2 separate regions of the Mus musculus genome follow, and region 1 is linked to region 2. Evidence: chromatin loops called from intact Hi-C (ENCODE). Cell type or tissue: heart. All regions are shown on one strand. Links, peaks and the distances in the headings refer to the core of each region. The heading gives the core; the rest is flanking DNA. Region 1 has its middle 35 kb from the start of Ifi204. Region 2 holds the start of Ifi203 (interferon activated gene 203).

Region 1 (10,329 bases), core at 995-8,994, 140 kb after region 2:
TTCTTCTTGACACAAATATGATTTTCTGCTGTTGGTTTCTGTCAAAAAATATATGTTGTGAATCAGAAATAATATATAATAATAAAAGTTCCATAAATATATGCTTTTTAAAAAAGGAGTTGGTTCTTTGAGAAAAATCAATGATTGTTAAGTCCTTAACCAAACTTTCCAAAGGCTGTGAGAGAGGATACAAACTAACAAAATTAGAGGCAAAGGGGGACAGAACAACAGACAGTGATGAAATCCAGAGACTTAAAAGGACCTACTTTAAAATCTGTACTCCACCAAATTGGAAAAATCTAAAAGGAATGAATATTTTTCTTGATATATACCACCTACCAAAGTTAAATCACGATCAGAAAAGCAATTTAAACAGATATATTCCCTTAGTATTAGAGAGGCAGTAATTAAGTCTCCTAAAAACAACAAAGCCCAAGCCCGGGTGGCTTTAATACAAAATTCTATTAGGTTTTCAAAGAAAAATTAACACTCTTCAGATTATTTCAGAAAATAGAAACAGAATTAATATAGCCCAGTTCATTTTAAGAGACCACAGTTACTCTAATATTTAAACCACATAAAGACCCAGCAAAGAAATAGAATTACTTTCCAAATTCTGTCACGACTAGACCTACAAAAAAAAATCTCAATAAAATACTAGCAAACGAAATCTAAGAATACATAAAAAAGATCATGCACCATGGTCAAGAAGGCTTCGTGCCACAGACTCTGATTCAGGGGGTATATATATATATATATATATATATATATATATATATATATATATATATATATATATATATATACCCGTAATTTCTTTGACAGAAGCACAATTCAGAGATATTTGACTCTGCCTAGAGAAGAGATTCAACATATATAAATTTATAAAAGTGATCCACATTCAAACATAATGAAAGACAAAAACTACATTAATGTCTCATTTGGCAAAGGACAGTGTCAATAGGACAAAATGGCAACCAACAGGTTGGAAAAATACCTTTACCAATCCTACATACAATAGAGGGCTAATATTCAATATATAAAAAGAACTCAAGAAGTTAGGCTCCAGAGGATCAAATAATCCTATCAAAAATGGAGTACAAAGCTAACAAAGAATTCTCAACTAAGGAATATCGAATAGCCAAGAAGCACCTAAAGAAATGTTCAACATCCTTAGTCATCAGGGAAATGCAAATCAAAACAACCCTGTGATTACACCTCACACCAGTAAGAATGGCTAAGATCGAAAAACTCAGGTGACAGCAGATGCTGGCAAGGATGTGGAGAAAGAGGAATACTCCTCTGTTGTTGGAGGGATTGAAAGCTGGTACAACCACTGTGAAAATCAGTCTGGCAGTTCCTCAGAAAATAGGATGTAGTACTACCTGAGGTCACAGCCATACCACTCCTGGGGATATACTCAAAGATGTTGCAACATATAACAAAGACACATCCTCTACTCTGTTCATATCAGTCTTATTTATAATAGCCAGAAGCTGGAAACAACTCAGATGCCCTCAGAAAAATGGATACAGAAAGTGTGCTCCATTTACATAATGGAGTACTACTCAGCTATTAAAAACAATGACTTCATGAAATTCTTAGCAAATGGATGGAACTAGAAAATATCCTGAGTGAGATAACCCAGTCACAAATGAACACACATGGTATGCAATCACTGATAAGTGGATATTAGCCCAGAAGTTCAGGATACCCGAGATACAATTCACAGATCATATAAAGCTCAAGAAGAAGGAGGACCAAAGTGTGGATGCCTCAGTACTTTTTAGGAGGAGGAGCAAAATACTCATGGGAGAAGAGTGTGGAAGGGACTTGAGAGGAAGAGAGGAAGAGGAGAGGGGAAGGGGGACAGGATCAGGTATGGGAGGAGAGAGGGATGATATACAGAGGAAAAGGAATTTGAACAGCGGTGTTTAGCAATGGAGGACAGGAAAGGCCATCAAGAGACTGCCCTACCTGGGGATCCATCCCATGTAAGACACCAAACCCAAACACTATTGTGGATGCCAAAGTGCTTGCTGACAGGAACCTGGTATAGCCATCTCCTGAGAGGCTCTGCCAGAGCTGACAAATACAGAGATGGATTCTCACAGCCAACCATTGGACTGAGCACAGGGACCCCAATGAAGGAGTTATAGGAAGTACTGAAAGAGGTGAAGTATTTTCCAACCCCATGGGAACAACAATATCAACCAACCAGATCCCCTCTGGCTACCAGGGACTAAACCACCAACCAAAAAAAGTACACATGGAGGGACCCATGGCTCCAGCTGCATATGTAGGAGAGGATGGCCTTTGTTGGGCATCAATGAGAAGAGAGGCTCTTGGTCCTGTGAAGGCTTGATGCCCCAGGGTAGGGGAATGCCAGGGCGAGGAGGCAGGAGTGTGTGGGTGAGAGCACCCTCATAGAAGCAGAGAGAGTCAAGTCAGGGATGGATAGCGAGTTTCTCAAGGGGAAACCGGAAAAGGGGATAACATTTGAAATGTAAATAAATAAAAATCCAATTTAACTTTATATGCCTCAGTACAGGGGAATGGCAGGGCCAAGAAGTGGGAGTGGGTGGGTAGAGGAGTGGGTGGGGGGGAGGGTATGGGGGACTTTTGGGATAGCATTGGAAATATAAATGAAGAAAATACCTAATAAAAATAAAGAATAAAAATAAATAAACAATCCTATTTTTAAAATCCTAAAAACATACAATATCTTGGAATGAAAGTAACCAAAGAAGGAAAAGATTTGCACAATGAAAACTTTAAAACAATAAAAGAACTTGAAGAAGTTAAAAGAAGATAAGACGCTTTCCAATTTCATGGGTTTCCAAGAGCTGCCAAACACCAGCACTTGGAAAGCAAACCTCGATGATTTTCTACCCAGGTAAATCTGTGGACCCTGCCAGATGAATGATGGTATCCCTGGAATCGCACTGTTTCTATATTGGCTTTAAAGCTTCCTATAAAGCATTTCCCCATGTCTGACTATAACAATAGTACAGACACCATCCACTATCCTACAAAGGAAGAAACAGTCAGTCAAACACTGCTTTAAGCTCTGAAGCTACCAGATGTTCAGCTTTTTTCCTTGAGTTTCCAAGGCTTCATCTGCTGGCACTACATAGCCCACAATCTGCTGTCATTTCCCATTAAAAATCTCTCAGGGGTCATTTTCTTAAACAGTTATAGAAGACAGTGAAGCCATAGTACAGAGGGCAGTTACGCCCAATTACTTTTTTTTTAAGCTGAGGTTGAAGTTGTATGTTTCTTATAACACTATGCTCTGGGGAAATATGGCCTAGGAACCACTAATGAATGAATGGATGCTTTGGAAATTGCTTAAACCAAAAGTGATTCATCACAGATATTTCCCTATTCAGGAAATGTTCAAGCAAGTACTGTTGTGGTCCGCAGATCACAGCACAAAGCACTCAGAAACTGATCTCAGTTAAACAAGGCTGGTTTATTGAACACACACCCCAAGACTGATTGAACAGGGCTCAGCTCAGATACAAGAGTTATTTTCCAGGGTCAGTTTATATGAGTGAAGGCTACAGATTGGGAATTTGATGATGACGACGACTATTTAAGCCTCAGAATATGGTCAACTTGACCTTTCTTTCAGTCAAACTTTTTTTGAAAATGATTTTATCTTCTTTTTTTTTTCATTTTATTAGATGTTTTCTTTATTTACATTTCGGATGTTATCCCCTTTCCTGGTTTCCCCACTGAAGACTCCCTATCCCCTCCTCCCTCCATCTGCTCACCAACCAACCCACACTGGCTTCCTGGCCCTGGCATTCCCCTATACTGGCTGTGCCTACAGTCAAGCTGCTTTTGTGTCAAACAAGCTGGCAGGCATGAAACAAAAGTATTACAGCTGAGGTAGCAGGCTTCATCAAATCCAAGGAACAACAGACTCTCAGGCGCTCCCCTCTGACCACTTTCATACTGAACAAACAAAGAAGGGTGAGGTGGCTGAGTGACTCGCTTGTATCTCCTTGTGATTCATCTTCTTTCAGATGAGAGTGATTCCTAGTGACCCACTTGTAAGTCTACTAGACATAAAACATGCAGTGTTGCAATTTCTCTCTCTCCTGTGTGTGTGTGTTTGTGTGTGTGTGTGTGTGTGTGTGTGAGTGTGTGTGTGTGTGTGTGTGTGTATGCTTCTTTCTGGAAATTACATTAATAACAGGAAATAAAGTGCTCTATTTTAAGAGCTGGGGAAATGGAAAGCTATGAACAGTGCTGGGAGGAGCCCAGTTTCATCTTGTTTCCCAGGAAGACAGCACACTGTAAAACATCCAGCCCTGCTCAAGCTAGGAACTTACTTTAACCAGTTCTCTTGTTCCCCCCCCCCCGTTATTTTGTAAATACTACATTTTCTCAGCATTTAATAAGATTGCAATGCATTCTGGTGTACTTTTTTGAGTCATTTCTCTTTCTACTCAAAACAGAGAAACTGCATTTCCTGACTTGAAGATTTATAATCTGAACATTGTTGAGAAATTTCCACGGAGGTAAGTCTCTCCCCTTTTATATATAGAAGAGATAGCTCCATGAAACCCACAAGAACATAGGGGATCAGTGTGGTTCTTCCCAGTGGCTGGTGGGGTGAGCACAGATCGTTCAGCTGCCAGCAGGGCAGTGAACCTGCTGCAACAGGTTCTGATACCTCATTCAGGAAGATGACAGCATCTTTCTTTCTCCATGCTTCGAGCTTGAGGTAAGAAAACATGAGCTTTGATTAGTGCAGGTTATAAAATTAGCTTCCTAAGTATAAGTGTCAATGAATGGAAAACAAGAAGGCTTCAGTAGCCTGGGCTGGGCGGTGCAAGGGAATCTGGTGGCTGGACTGAGTAAAAGACAGTTTAGTGATATAAAAAATTACTGTGATATAATATTCAGTGAAATCATGCATTTGAATAAGGAGCTTCATCATCTGGTCTTATTTTAATATTAGACAGCATGAGAACTAGTGGACATGTGCAGTACAACGTTCCTAAGAATCACAAATACAGTTATTCAAATACTTCCTGTTTCAATATGCATATGTAACTCTTTCTTTCTCTCCCCTTCAAAAAAGGGAGTAAGAATAGTATTTAGTCACTGAGAGAAACTTTTTGTCATCATGAAAGTTATTCTTTGTGATAGGCTAAATTTTATTTATTTTTGTTTTTATTTTGTTGTCATAAAATATAGGGACTATGAAGGTCAGTTAAATACAATCATTTCTGTTGTCTATTTTGTCTACTTTTAGGATATTTTAAAGGCTTTCTGTATCCTCTGGCATAGGACTCCGTGTGTACTCAAACTTTGTAATTTAAATGTCAATTTGAGATTTGTACCTGGATTAGACCTATGTTGCTAAGTTTATCAGTTATCCTGCTCAAACTTTCCAGATTTTTCCAGATCTTTTTACCCTACTAACTCAGTAATGACTACACTGTCATATTAACTGTAAACCTGTGGGTTCTCCTTTTTATCTTTTTTAAAAAATTACAGATTTGTGTGCTCTCACAGATATTGAATGTATGTGATGTATATGTATGTGCATGGATACGTGTACTTGTGTGAAGATATATTCCATGTTTCAGTAGAGCTGTGAAATAATGACGAAGAACATGCACTATTATTAACTGAAAAATCCATAGTTAAAACTACCTTCTTCTAAGATGGGAGGGTTTATCTTTCTATGGTATTTAATAATAGTTTTGCCTTCGGTACTATTAAAGCTCCACTAATGTAGATAAATAGGATGTTCTTTAGTTTCTAGTGAATTTAATTTTAGATTTCTCTACTGTTGGGGAATCTTTTATAAACAACCTATAGGTAAATTTCTTAAATAACAATTGGCAGACCTTGTCATTGGACTGGTTAGCGCTCCCAGGGTAGAGTGGCAATCAGCAGAGTTTTGTTTTGCTTCTGCTACTGTTGTTTCACCCAGGATGTTCTTTATATTCTCTTCCGTCTGTCCCTCAACCTTGGTAATGTACTTCCTTTTAGGTGCACCTACTCAAGTTTGAAATTTTCATTATAGAAGAACTGTATTTTCTTTGATAAGTGCATTTTGCTTATATTCACCCTCTTCCCCCTTCCATAATCCCTTCCAGGGATATACTGCCTCCCCTACCCACCCAACTTGGTATTTCCTTTTATTTTTGAAACCCATCAAGGACATTTTCTGTTCAACCAACCAGGGGCCTCATATGCCTTTAATAAGAATGATTCTTCCTTTCTCAGCAGCTATCAAGTGTCAAAATTTCCTTAGCTGGTTATGTGACTTAGTGTCCAATGCCCCCTCCCCTCCTCACTTCATTCTGTGATTTTTGTCTGGTATAAAGGTGCACAAGGCTCCTGATGTGTCACAACTGTGTTGAGTTCAGATGTGCTACTTCCCAGCGGAGTTTGGCAAACACTGTGCCCCTGTAGTCATCTGCCACCCCTGACTACTAGAATTTTTCTTCCCCCTCTTTATAAAGTATTTCTGACCAGAAGGGTAAGATTGCTGATTGTGTTTCTCTACATAGTGTGCACAACAAAGTGTGCATAGTTAGAATGTAGCTTCTGGGTCAATATAAGCTGATTTTCCTGTATTCTATGACTCAAGGATGTGGCGTTGATATCAAGTTATGGAAGGATACTAAAAGCATTATAAGATTTTGGGGGATAATATATATATATTATATATATAATGTAACCTATATAGATAAAGGTAGAAATTTAATTTCTATTGCTTACATATCATTTTTGTGTGAAATAGTTGTGATCCTATTCTTGATACATTCTCAGAAGGATAGTGATTAATACCTAACTTTTTACTCTTGGAAAAAAGTTTCTATCCTCTCTGGCAGTTTCTACACGTACTTTTACCTCCAAGGAAATGGGAGATTTAGATTGCTTTGTTGATTTTCTGGCATTGGGGGAACGTCTGACCTTTTATGCCCTTTACGACTTCGTTATTTGTTCTATAAATTGGTACTGTCATTTTTTTAAAGAAACTGTCTCCTAAGTTCTTGGAATATAGTTATATCTTTTGTAGAACAGTTCAGTAAGCCAGGATTATTAACTTTAGTGATTCCTGATGCTTGCTCAGGATGACTATAGAGGCAGCCAGAGAGAGCCAGGAGAAACAGTTCTTTGTTTTAAGAAAAAGTTCCAGGCTCATCATAAATTCAGCTGTAACCCTGACTAACAAAGTGGCATTAAAACTTACCATACTGCCAAAGCCAGGAGGAACTGAAGGATAGGAGCTCCCTAGGATTGGAGCAGGAGTCCACAGTAGGTCCAGTAAATCCAAAGGTCCTTGTCAATGGGACGGAATCTATCTATTGTATTGCCATAAGAAGCTCTAGTCACAAAACAAAACCATTGCACCATTCCCAGGGTTTGTAGCATGGCTTCTGTTGTGTGTGTGTGTGTGTATACATACATATATGTGTGTTTACATCTATACACATATATGCATATATGTATATATACATTAATGTGTATATAAATATATAAGGAGTCTTCTACAGTAGTAGATTTTGGTATGAATTTTTTGAAATGTAATTAGTGTTAGTTACCCCTCCTTCCATTCCTTCCACTCCCCTGCTCTTCCATTCTCCACCTGATTTAACTCTTAAATTTTCAAAGTTTATGAAAGTATCCAGAGAAAAAAATGTGAGAATGGCTTTCCAAGCAATGAAAAAGAAATCAGCTACATCATAAATATTGATAGTAGAAGGAATGCTATATATTTTGAAACATGTGATCTCAGGAATAAAAATAAACATAAACAGATTATTGAAGGGCTTCCAATATATTTTAGGATGAAGGGATATTTTTAATAAATTAAGAAATTATTAAAAATTTTGAGAGGATTTAAAGATAGTAGGTAGAAAATAGTGACTATATACAAGTAAGACTCACTAAGGCAAAGCTTGAAAGGATAAAATCAAGAATCTATTGAAGCTGGGTGGTGGTGAAGCATGCCTTTAATCCCAGCACTTGGGAGGCAGAGGCAGGCAGATTTCTGAGTTCAAGACCAGCCTGGTCTACAGAGTGAGTTCCAGGACAGCCAGGGCTACACAGAGAAACCCTGTCCAAAAAAAAAAAAAAAAAGAAGAAGAAGAAAGAAAGAAAGAAAGAAACTGTTGACATAATTCCATCAAGTGAACTCTACAGCTAGACTCTGAAAAGTATGTAGATGGTTGGGAAATTGATAGTTCTATAAGCAGAAAGGATCCATCAAATACAATCCAACTCCAGGGGAGACAGAATTCTAAAGAGAGGTGTTTGGGGCAAAGCCTAATAGACAAGGGTCAGTGCCTTAGCATAGCATAGGCCATGAGACGTCAGCCATTGTTCATTCAGGTGCTTCAACACCAATAAATAATGAGAAAAGTATTTTAGCACTTATAACCCATACTTTAAACACTACAATTTCTGATTCAACCCTTTCCCCTACCACAACTGCCAGTGACCTAAATCACTTAATATTTAAGGGGAGATTTTTCCTAGACTTGTTTATTAATACAGAAGTTCTATATATATTTTGTACAGTGGTGCACCTTGTCTTTAACTCTCTTTATCACACACAATTATACACTACATTATTAATGGTTGTTCACTCACATGGGAATATCCTGCCTCGAAAAATGTCTGAATATGTTTGTAATCCTGTGTCTTTAATTTTTATTTTTTTTTTAGGTTTTCTTCTTTGATTTTTTTTTTTAGGTTCATCTATAATTTGAGAGACGATGGCTGAATACAAGAAAATTGTTCTTCTAGAAGGCTTAGAGAACATGGGGGACTATCAGTTTAGGACAGTCAAATCCTTACTAAGAAAAGAACTAAAACTTACTAAAAAATTGCAAGAAGATTATGACAGGATTCAGCTGGCAGACTGGATGGAGGACAAGTTCCCCAAAGAAGCTGGACTAGACAAACTGATAAAAGTGTGTGAGCACATAAAAGATCTTAAAGACCTTGCTAAAAAACTTAAAACAAAGAAGGCAAAAGGTAACAGGGGGCACCCTGCGTGAGCACTCACCCTTTCTCCACACTTCCCAAACTTGCTAGCTCCCTGCGTGATCACAGCTGGTCTGCCCCATTTCCATTGGGAACTATAGGGGTTGAAACATTTGGAATATATACAAATTTGATATAAAATTTGCTGATTTTGAGAAATCCTTTCTTACAAATAAATTTGACATATTTCAGAATAGACATCCTTTGTATTGGAGGTAAATAAAATAAGGAGCAGTTTTGAGATAGAGTAGAACACGGTAGAAAAACTAGAAAATAAGGTAAAATTTGAACAAAGGCATTTAAATAAAATAAATGTAATACTCAGTTAACAATCTTACACTTTCTCTAATATCTTTTCTGATAAGAAATATGATCTAATATTTACGTGGAAGCCTGCATCTTAGAGATGTTAGGTTAGATCTTAGTTAAGACGTTTCTCACTAGAAAGTCACTGGGTTTAAAATATAAAAAATATACTGGTATAAAACTCTGGACCATAGCAGTTAGCATAAGGATGATCAGGCAGGGAGACCCACATTTTGAGAACACCCAAGTTACACAGAAAAATGTATACCCAACAAATAAGAAATCCAAATCCAATGTCACCACTTTGATACATCAAATATCAAGTCAGTCTTTCTTTCTCTTTGTATATGGTTTTGAATGATTTTCCTCAGAAGGTTACCTACTGTTATTACAGTCTGTGGTATAAGAGGGTTCAGTTGATATAAAAAGAAGTTCCCAGGATGGAGAGACTATGTCTGCTATATCTGGGAAGAGCAAAGACTCCCCTCAGGCAAACTGCATGCCTGACTTGGTTCTCTGAGCTACCTATGGCCAGGAAGAGGCCATGCAGTAGAAGAAAATAAACACACAGACATATGAAGAGACCAAAAAATTCTTGAAATCCTTGTCTTTCTATAAAATCATTAATGAACATGGAATGGAATATCAATTTCCTTTTATTTGAGGAAAAGAAAGAAAATAACTAATTCTGAATGAGCTACAGCTATCATCCCCATTTCCCTGGGTTTGGTGTGTTTTCTTTACCCCTGCAGTTCAAAAGAAAAAGAAAGGAAAATGCAGAACAGCCATTAAAAAAAGAAGGCAAGATGAACTCAGTTCCTCCGAATCTCTTTTCATCAATAAAGAATCATACAAGAGTGTACTGTCTTCAAAGGTAAATTGGCTACTCTCCCACCAACAGTTTTCTACTCATGTTCTTCTCCTTGTTAATTCTTTAAGAAGATTTAATACTCTATCTAGTCTGAGACCATAGTGAGAAGAGGGTTCAAGTCAATA
Region 2 (10,329 bases), core at 1,108-9,107:
TATGTTATTATTTTAAATTATGTATGTATGTATGTATGTATGTGAGGTGTGGTATGTACACATTAATTCAAGTCCCCACAGAGCTGATGTTATGGGTAGTTGTGAGCCACCTGACTTGGATTCTAGGAACCAAAATGGAATTCTCTATAGGAGCAGTAGGTTTCTTCATGGCCCCTTATGAATTCCCTGACCTTTATGATTATTTGAAATAAAACACAATAATCTGAAGATTCAAAGCTGATATCTAACAATAAGAAGAAACATATAATTCTAGTCTTTCTGAGTCTGGGTTATCTCACTTATAATGATTGTTTCCAGATTAATCCATTTCTATACAAATTTCATCATTTATTATTTTCTTAACAACTGAATAATACTCTATTTGTAAATGTACTATATTCAATTATCCATTCATCATTTGATAGACACCTTGAATATTCCATTCCTGGATATTGTAAATAGAGCAGTAATAAAGATGGATGAAAGGGTATTTCATGAAAGGGCAAGATAACCTTTGGAGATAAATCCATTCATCAGGAATGACTTTCTAACATGGGATGGGTCTCAAGTTGGGCCAGTCATTGGTTGGCCCTTCCCTTAATCTCTCTTTCATTTTTACCCCTACACATCTTGTAGACAAGAAAAATTGTGGTTTGAAGGTATTGTAGCTGGATTTGTGGACTTCCATTGGAAGTCTTCTCTGGTTACTGGAGATGGCTGTTCACTACAATTTGATAAGCCAAGGATGGTTGACACCCACGAGAGAAAAAAAAGGAGAAGTAGAAGAACTAGAGGTAGAGAAGTGGTAAGGGAGAGACTAGGAAGAGAGGATGGATGGGAAGAAAGAATCAGGCTGTAAGGCAATTAAATAACTTAATAAGTAATACCTCCTATTAATGGTTATTAAGTAATTTGGATCAACACATTAGTAAGTATATTTGTCTTACTAATAACTTAGTATTTAGTTAGGACATTGAAAACATTTGTAATTTTATTTTTAACAACTACCATATAAACTAGGTAAATTTCCTACTATTCCTTAATATTAAAATAAATTAAAAACAAAAATTAATAAAATATAAAATTGGACACCAAGTTCGTTCTTCTTGACACAAATATGATATTCTGCTGTTGGTTTCTGTCAAAAAAATATATGTTGTGAATCAGAAATAATATATAATAATAAAAGTTCCATAAATATATGCTTTTTAAAAAAGGAGTTGGTTCTTTGAGAAAAATCAATGATTGTTAAGTCCTTAACCAAACTTTCCAAAGGCTGTGAGAGAGGATACAAACTAACAAAATTAGAGGCAAAGGGGGACAGAACAACAGACAGTGATGAAATCCAGAGACTTAAAAGGACATACTTTAAAATCTGTACTCCACCAAATTAGAAAAATCTAAAAGGAATGAATATTTTTCTTGATATATACCACCTACCAAAGTTAAATCAAGATCAGAAAAGCAATTTAAACAGATATATTCCCTTAGTATTAGAGAGGCAGTAATTAAGTCTCCTCAAAACAACAAAGCCCAAGCCCGGGTGGCTTTAATACAAAATTCTATTAGGTTTTTCAAAGAAAAATTAACACTCTTCAGATTATTTCAGAAAATAGAAACAGAATCAATATAGCCCAGTTCATTTTAAGAGACCACAGTTACTCTAATATTTAAACCACATAAAGACCCAGCAAAGAAATAGAATTACTTTCCAAATTCTGTCACGACTAGACCTACAAAAAAAAATCTCAATAAAATACTAGCAAACGAAATCTAAGAATACATAAAAAAGATCATGCACCATGGTCAAGAAGGTTGCGTGCCACAGACTCTGATTCAGGAGGTATACATATATATATATATGTATATGCCCGTAATTTCTTTGACAGAAGCACAATTCAGAGATATTTGACTCTACCTAGAGAAGAGATTCAACATATATAAATTTATAAAAGTGATCCACATTCAAACATAATGAAAGACAAAAACTACATGAATGTCTCATTAGGCAAAGGACAGTGTCAATAGGACAAAATGGCAACTAACAGGTTGGAAAAAGATCTTTACCAATCCTACATCCAATAGAGGGCTAATATTCAATATATAAAAAGAACTCAAGAAGTTAGGCTCCAGAGGATCAAATAATCCTATCAAAAATGGAGTACAAAGCTAACAAAGAATTCTCAACTAAGGAATATCGAATAGCCAAGAAGCACCTAAAGAAATGTTCAACATCCTTAGTCATCAGGGAAATGCAAATCAAAACAACCCTGTGATTACACCTCACACCAGTAAGAATGGCTAAGATCGAAAAACTCAGGTGACAGCAGATGCTGGCAAGGATGTGGAGAAAGAGGAACACTCCTCTGTTGTTGGTGGGATTGAAAGCTGGTACAACCATTGTGAAAATCAGTCTGGCAGTTCCTCAGAAAATTGGATGTAGTACTACCTGAGGACACAGCCATACCACTCCTGGGCATATACTCAAAGATGTTGCAACATATAACAAAGACACATCCTCTACTCTGTTCATATCAGCCTTATTTATAATAGCCAGAAGCTGGAAACAACTCAGATGCCCTCAGAAAAATGGATACAGAAAGTGTGCTCCATTTACATAATGGAGTACTACTCATCTATTAAAAACAACGACTTCATGAAATTCTTAGCAAATGGATGGAACTAGAAAATATCCTGAGTGAGATAACCCAGTCACAAAAGAACACACATGGTCTGCAGTCACTGATAAATGGATATTAGCCCAGAAGCTCAGGATACCCAAGATACAATTCACAGATCATATGAAGCTCAAGAAGAAGGAGGACCAAAGTGTGGATGCCTCAGTACTTTTTAGGAGGAGGAGCAAAGTACTCATGGGATAAGAGTGTGGAAGGGACTTGAGAGGACAAGAGGAAGAGGAGAGGGGAAGGGGGACAGGATCAGGTATGGGAGGAGAGAGGGATGATATACAAAGGAAAAGGAATTTGAACAGCGGTGTTTAGCAATGGGGGACAGGAAAGGCCATCAAGAGACTGCCCTACCTGGGGATCCATCCCATGTAAGACACCAAACCCAAACACTATTGTGGATGCCAAAGTGCTTGCTGACAGGAGGCTGGTATAGCTGTCTCCTGAGAGGCTCTGCCAGAGCTGACAAATACAGAGATGGATTCTCACAGCCAACCATTGGACTGAGCACAGGCACCCCAATGAAGGAAGTTCTGAAAGAGGTGAAGTATTTTCCAACCCCATGGGAACAACAACAATATCAACCAACCAGATCCCCTCTGGCTACCAGGGACTAAACCACCAACCAAAAAAGTACACATGGGGGGACCCATGGCTCCAGCTGCATATGTAGCAGAGGATGGCCTTTGTTGGGCATCAATGGGAAGAGAGGCTCTTGGTCCTGTGAAGGGTTGATGCCCCAGTGTAGGGGAATGCCAGGGCGAGGAGGCAGGAGTGTGTGGGTGAGAGCACCCTCATAGAAGCAGAGAGAGTCAAGTTAGGGATAGATAGGGAGTTTCTCAAGGGGAAACCGGAAAAGGGGATAACATTTGAAATGTAAATAAATAAAAATCCAATTTAACTTTATATGCCTCAGTACAGGGGAATGGCAGGGCCAAGAAGTGGGAGTAGGTGGGTAAAAGAGTGGGTGGGGGAGGGTATGGGGGACTTTTGGAATAGCATTGGAAATGTAAATGAAGAAAATACCTAATAAAAAATGACAAACATGTCAAGAATAAAAATAAGTAAACAATCCTATTTTTAAAATCCTAAAAACATACAATATTTTGGAATGAAAGTAACCAAAGAAGGAAAAGATTTGCACAATGAAAACTTTAAAACAATAAAAGAACTTGAAGAAGTTAAAAGAAGACAAGAGGCTTTCCAATTTCATGGGTTTCCAAGAGCTGCCAAACACCAGCACTTGGAAAGCAAACCTCGATGATTTTCTACCCAAGTAAATCTGTGGACCCTGCCAGATGAGTGATGGTATCCCTGGAATCGCACTGTTTTTATATTGACTTTAAAGCTTCCTATAAAGCATCCAGTAGTAGTTGGTGTCCTTTTCCCCCATGTCTCACTATAACAGTAGTACAGACACCATCCACTATCCTACAAAGGAAGAAACAGTCAGTCAAACACTGCTTTAAGCTCTGAAGCTACCAGATGTTCAGCTTTTTTCCTTGAGTTTCCAAGGCTTCATCTGCTGGCACTACATAGCCCACAATCTGCTGTCTTTTCCCATTAAAAATCTCTCAGGGGTCATTTTCTTAATCACTTATAGAGGACAGTGAAGCTATAGTACAGAGGGCAGTTACTGCCCAATTACTTTTTTTTTTTTAAGCTGAGGTTGCAGTTGTATGTTTCTCATAACACTATGCTCTGGGAAAATATGGCCTAGGAACCACTAATGAATGAATGGATGCTTTGGAAAGTGCTTAAACCAAAAGTGATCCATCACAGATATTTCCCTATTCAGGAAATGTTCAAGCAAGTACTGTTGTGGTCTGCAGATCACAGCACAAAGCACCCAGAAACGGATCTCAGTTAAACAGGGCTGGTTTATTGAACACACACCCTAAGACTGATTGAACAGGGGCTCAGCTCAGATACAAGAGCTATTTTCCAGGGTCAGTTTATATAGGCAGAAAATCATAATGAGCTCATAAGCGGGTGAGGGGAGGGCTGTAGGGTGGTCAACCTTTTTCCAAGTCTTTTTTTTTTCAAGCTGTCCTCTATCTTTCTTTGCTCTGAGTGAAGGCTATGGATTGGTAATTTCTGATGATGATGACGACTATTTAAGCCTCAGAATATGGTCAACTTGACCTTTCTTTCAGTCAAACTTTTTCTTTTAATTTTAAAATGTTTTTATCTTCTTTTTTCTTTTTCTTTTTATTAGATGTTTTCTTTATTTACATTTAGGATGTTATCCCCTTTCCTGGTTTCCCCACTGAAGACTCCCTATCCCCTCCTCCCTCCATCTGCTCATCAACCAACCCACACTGGCTTCCTGGCCCTGGCATTCCCCATTACTGGCTGTGCCTACAGTCAAGCTGCTTTTGTGTCAAACAAGCTGGCAGGCATGAAACAAAAGTATTACAGCTAAGGTAGCAGGCTTCATCAATTCCAAGGAACAACAGACTCTGAGGAGCTCCCCTCTGACCACTTTCATATTGAACAAACAAAGAAGGGTGAGGTGGCTGAGTGACTCGCTTGTATCTCCTTGTGATTCATCTTCTTTCAGATGAGAGTGATTCCTAGTGACCCACTTGTAAGTCTACTAGACATAAAACATGCAGTGTTGCAATTTCTCTCTCTCCTGTGTGTGTGTGTGTGTATGCTTCTTTCTAGAAATTACATTAATAACAGGAAATAAAGTGCTCTATTTTAAGAGCTGGGGAAATCGAAAGCTATGAACAGTGCTGGGAGGAGCCCAATTTCATCTTAAGTCTCCCCAGGAAGACAGCACACTGTAAGACATCCAGCCCTGCTCAAGCTAGGAACTTACTTTAACCAGTTCTCTTGCCCCCCTCCCTGTTATTTTGTAAATACTACATTTTCTCAGCATTTAATGAGATTGCAATGCATTCTGGTGTACTTTTTTGAGTCATTTCTCTTTCTACTCAAAACAGAGAAACCCCATTTCCTGACTTGCTGAAGATTTATCATCTGAACATTGCTGAGAAATTTCACTGAGGTAAGTCTCTCCCCTTTTATATATAGAAGAGATAGCTCCATGAAACCCACAAGAACATAGGGGATCAGTGTGGTTCTTCCCAGTGGCTGGTGGGGAGAGCACAGATTGTTCAGCTGCCAGCAGGGCAGTGAACCTGCTGCAACAGGTTCTGATACCACATTCAGGAAGATGACAGCATCTTTCTTTCTCCATCCCTCGAGCTTGTGGTAAGAAAACATGAGCTTTGATTAGTGCAGGTTATAAAATTAGCTTCCTAAGTATAAAGTCAATAAATGGAAAACAAGAAGGCTTCAGTAGCCTGGGCTGGGCGGTGCACGGGAATCTGGTGGCTGGACTGAGTAAAAGACAGGTTAGTGATATAAAAATTTACTGTGATATAATATTCAGTGAAAACATGCATTTGAACAATGAGCTTCATCATCTGGTCTTATTTTAATATTAGACAGCATGAGAACTAGTGGACATGTGCAGTAAAACTTTCCTAAGAATCACAAATACAGTTATTCAAATACTTCCTGTTTCAATATGCATATGTAACTCTTTCTTTCTCTCCCCTTCAAAAAAGGGAGTAAGAATAGTATTTAGTCACTGAGAGAAACTTTTTGTCATCATGAAAGTTATTCTTTGTGATAGGCTAAATTTTATTTATTTTTGTTTTTATTTTGTTGTCATAAAATATAGGGACTATGAAGGTCAGTTAAATACAATCATTTCTGTTGTCTATTTTGTCTACTTTTAGGATATTTTAAAGGCTTTCTGTATCCTCTGGCATAGGACTCCGTGTGTACTCAAACTTTGTAATTTAAATGTCAATTTGAGATTTGTACCTGGATTAGACCTATCTTGCTAAGTTTCTCAGTTATCCTGCTCAAACTTTCCAAATTTTTCCAGATCTTTTTACCCTACTAACTTAGTAATGACTACACTGTCATATTAACTGTAAACCTGTGGGTTCTCCTTTTTATCTTTTTAAAAAATTTACAGATTTGTGTGCTCTCACAGATATTGAATGTATGTGATGTATATGTATGTGCATGGATACGTGTACTTGTGTGAAGATATATTCATGTTTCAATAGAGCTGTGAAATAATGACGAAGAACATGCACTATTATTAACTGATAAATCCATAGTTAAAACTACGTTCTTCTAAGATGGGAGAGTTTATCTTTCTGTGGTATTTAATAATAGTTTTGCCTTCGGTTCTATTAAAGCTCCACTAATGTAGATAAATAGGATGTTCTTTAGTTTCTAGAGAATTTAATTTTAGATTTCTCCACTGTTGGGGAATCTTTTATGAACAACCTATAGGTAAATTTCTTAAATAACAATTGGCAGACCTTGTCATTGGACTGGTTAGGTCCCCCCGGGTAGAGTGGCAATCAGCAGAGTTTTGTTTTGCTTCTGCTACTGTTATTTCACCTGTGATGTTCTTTATGTTCTCTTCCATCTGTCCGTCAACGTTGGTGATGTACTTCCTTTTAGGTGCACCTACTCAAGTTTGAAATTTTCATTATAGGAGAACCGTATTTTCTTTGATAAGTGCATTTTGCTTATATTCACCCTCTACCCCCTTCCATAATCCCTTCCAGGGACATACTGTCTACCCTACCCACTAAACTCGGTATTTCCTTTTGTTTTTTAAACCCATCAAGGACAGTTTCTGTTCAACCAAATAGAGGCCTCATATGCCTTTAATAAGAATGGTTCTTTTTTTCCTCAGCAGCTATCAAGTGTCAAAACTTCCTTAGCTCGTTATGGGACTTAGTGTCCAATGCCCACTCCCCTCCTAACTTCCTTCTGTGATTTTTGTCTTGCATAAACGTGCACAAGGCTCAGGATGCTTCACAACTGTTTTGAGCTCACATGTGCTACTTCCCAGTGGAGTTTGGCAAACACTGTGCCCCTGTAGTCATCTGCCACCCCTGACTACTAGAATTTTTCTTCCCCCTCTTTATAAAGTATTTCTGAGCAGAAGGGTAAGATTGCTGATTGTGTTCCTCTGCATAGTGTGCACAACAAAGTGTGCATAGTTAGAATGTAGCTTCTGGGTCAGTTAAACTGATTTTCCTGTATTCTATGACTCAAGGATGTGACATCTATATCGTTATGGAAGATTTTGGGATATATATATATATATATATATATATATATATATATATATATATATATAGTAACCTATATAGATAAAAGTATAAATTTAATTTCTATTGCTTACATATCATTTTTGTGTGAAATAGTTGTGGTCCTATTCTTGATACATTCTCAGAAGGATAGTGATTAATCCCTAACTCTTAACTCTTGGAAAAAAGTTTCTATTCTCTCTGGCAGGTTCTACATGTACTTTTACCTCCAAGGGAATGGGAGATTTAGATTCCTTTGTTGATTTTCTGGCATTGGGGGAAAGTCTGACCTTTTATGCCCTTTATTTCTTTGTTATTTGTTCTATAAATTGGTACTGTCATTTTTTAAAAGAAACTGTCTCCTAAGTTCTTGGAATATAGTTATATCTTTTGTAGAACAGTTCAGTAAGCCAGGGTCATTAACTTTATTGAATTCCTGATGCTTGCTCAGGATGACTGTAGAGGCAGCAAGAGAGAGCCAGGGGAAACAGTTTTTTGTTTTAAGAAAAAGTTCCAGGCTCATCATAAATTCAGCTGTAACCATGACTGACAAAGTGAAACTAAACCTTACCATACTGCCAAAGCCAGGAGGAACTGAAGCATAGGAGCTCCCTAGGATTGGAGCAGGAGTCCATAGTAGGTACAGTAAATCCAAAGGTCCTTGTCAATGGAACTGAATCTATCTGGGCCTTGCCATAAGAAGCTCTAGTCACAAAACAAAACCATTGCACCATTCCCAGGGTTTGCAGCATGGCTTCTGATGTGTGTGTATACATACTTATATGTGTGTATACATATATACACATATATACATATATGTATATATACATTAATGTGTATATAAATATATAAGGAATCTTCTACAGTAGTAGATTTTGGTATGAACTTTTTTGAAATGTAAATAGTGTTAGTTACCCCTCCCTCCATTCCTTCCACTACCCTGCTCTTCCATTCTCCACCTGATTTAACTCTTAGATTTTCAAAGTTTATGAATGTATCCAGAGAAAGAAATGTGAGAATGGCTTTCCAAGCAATGAAAAAGAAATCAACTACATCATAAATATTGACAGTGGAAGGAATGCTGTATATTTTGAAACATATGATCTCAGGAATAAAAATAAACATAAATAGATTATTGAAGGGCTTCCAATATATTTCAGGATGAAGGGATATTTTTAATAAATTAAGAAATTATTAAACATTTTGAGAGGATTTAAAGATAGTAGGTAGAAAATAGTGACTATGTACAAGTAAGACTCACTAAGGCAAAGCTTGAAAGGATACAATCAAGAAACTATTGACGCTGGGCAGTGGTAGAGCATGCCTTTAATCCCAGCACTTGGGAGGCAGACACAGGCAGATTTCTGAGTTAAAGGCCAGCCTAGTCTACAGAGTGAGTTTCAGGACAGCCAGGGCTACACAGAGAAACCCTGTCTCAAAAAAAAAAAAAAAGAAAGAAAGAAAGAAAGAAAGAAAGAAAGAAAGAAAGAAAGAAAGAAAGAAAGAAAGAAAGAGGAAAGAAAAAAAGAAACTGTTGACATAATTCCATCAAGTGAACTCTACAGCTAGACTCTGAAAAGTATGTAGATGGTTGGGAAATTGATAGTTTTATGAGCAGAAAGGATCCATCAAATGCAATCCAACTCCAGGTGAGACAGAATTCTAAAGAGAGGTGTTTGGGGCAAAGCCTAATAGACAAGGGTCAGTGCCTTAGCATAGCATAGGCCATGAGACTTCAGCCATTGTTCATTCAGGTGCTTCAACACCAATAAAGAATGAAAGAAGTATTTTAGCACTTATAACCTGTACTTTAAACACTACAATTACTGATTCAACCCTTTCCCCTACCACAACTGCCAGTGACCTAAATCACTTAATAGTTAAGGGGGAGATTTTTCCTAGACTTGTTTATTAATACAGAAGTTCTACATATATTTTGTACAGTGGTGCACCTTGTCTTTAACTCTCTTTATCACACACAATTATACACTACATTATTAATGGTTGTTCACTCACATGAGAATATCCTGTCTTGAATATGTCTGAATATTTTGTAATCCTGTGTCTTTAATTTTTTTTAGGTTAATCTATAATTTGAGAGATGATGGCTGAATACAAGAATATTGTTCTTCTAAAAGGATTAGAGAACATGGAGGACTATCAGTTTAGGACAGTCAAGTCCTTACTAAGAAAAGAACTAAAACTTACTAAAAAAATGCAAGAAGATTATGATAGGATTCAGCTGGCGGACTGGATTGAGGACAAGTTCCCCAAAGATGCTGGACTAGACAAACTGATAAAAGTGTGTGAGCACATAAAAGATCTTAAAGACCTTGCTAAAAAACTTAAAACAGAGAAGGCAAAAGGTAATAGGGGAAACCCTGAGTGAGCACTCACCCTTTCTCCAGGCTTCCCAAACTTGCTAACTCCCTGTATGATCACAGCTGATATGCCCCATATCCATTGTGTACCTTGGGAAATATAGGGGTTGAAACGTTTGGAAT

The links. Hi-C counts contacts between places; a loop is a spot of excess contacts. Peaks named below come from ENCODE experiments on the same cell type or tissue, not always from the same donor. Only the 100,000 strongest peaks of a DNase experiment are listed, where the experiment ranks them.
Region 1: it touches region 2 in a loop (2.1-fold over the local background); 10 of 42 quality-filtered maps call a loop at or near these places.

What each region holds. Positions count from the first base shown.
Region 1 is chr1:173,796,699-173,807,027 of GRCm38, reverse strand. It overlaps the pseudogene Ifi203-ps. Among named protein-coding and RNA genes, the nearest start is that of Ifi204, 35 kb to the right of the region's middle. In heart, for the core only: no CTCF peak of the experiment used is centred there; DNase peaks (open chromatin) are centred at 3,967 and 4,187.
Region 2 is chr1:173,937,604-173,947,932 of GRCm38, reverse strand. Ifi203 (interferon activated gene 203) reads left to right here and starts at 5,441. Exons shown (of 10, transcript NM_001302649.1): 1 at 5,441-5,478; 2 at 5,639-5,703; 3 at 9,907-10,191. The coding sequence starts at 9,927. In heart, for the core only: no CTCF peak of the experiment used is centred there; a DNase peak (open chromatin) is centred at 5,392.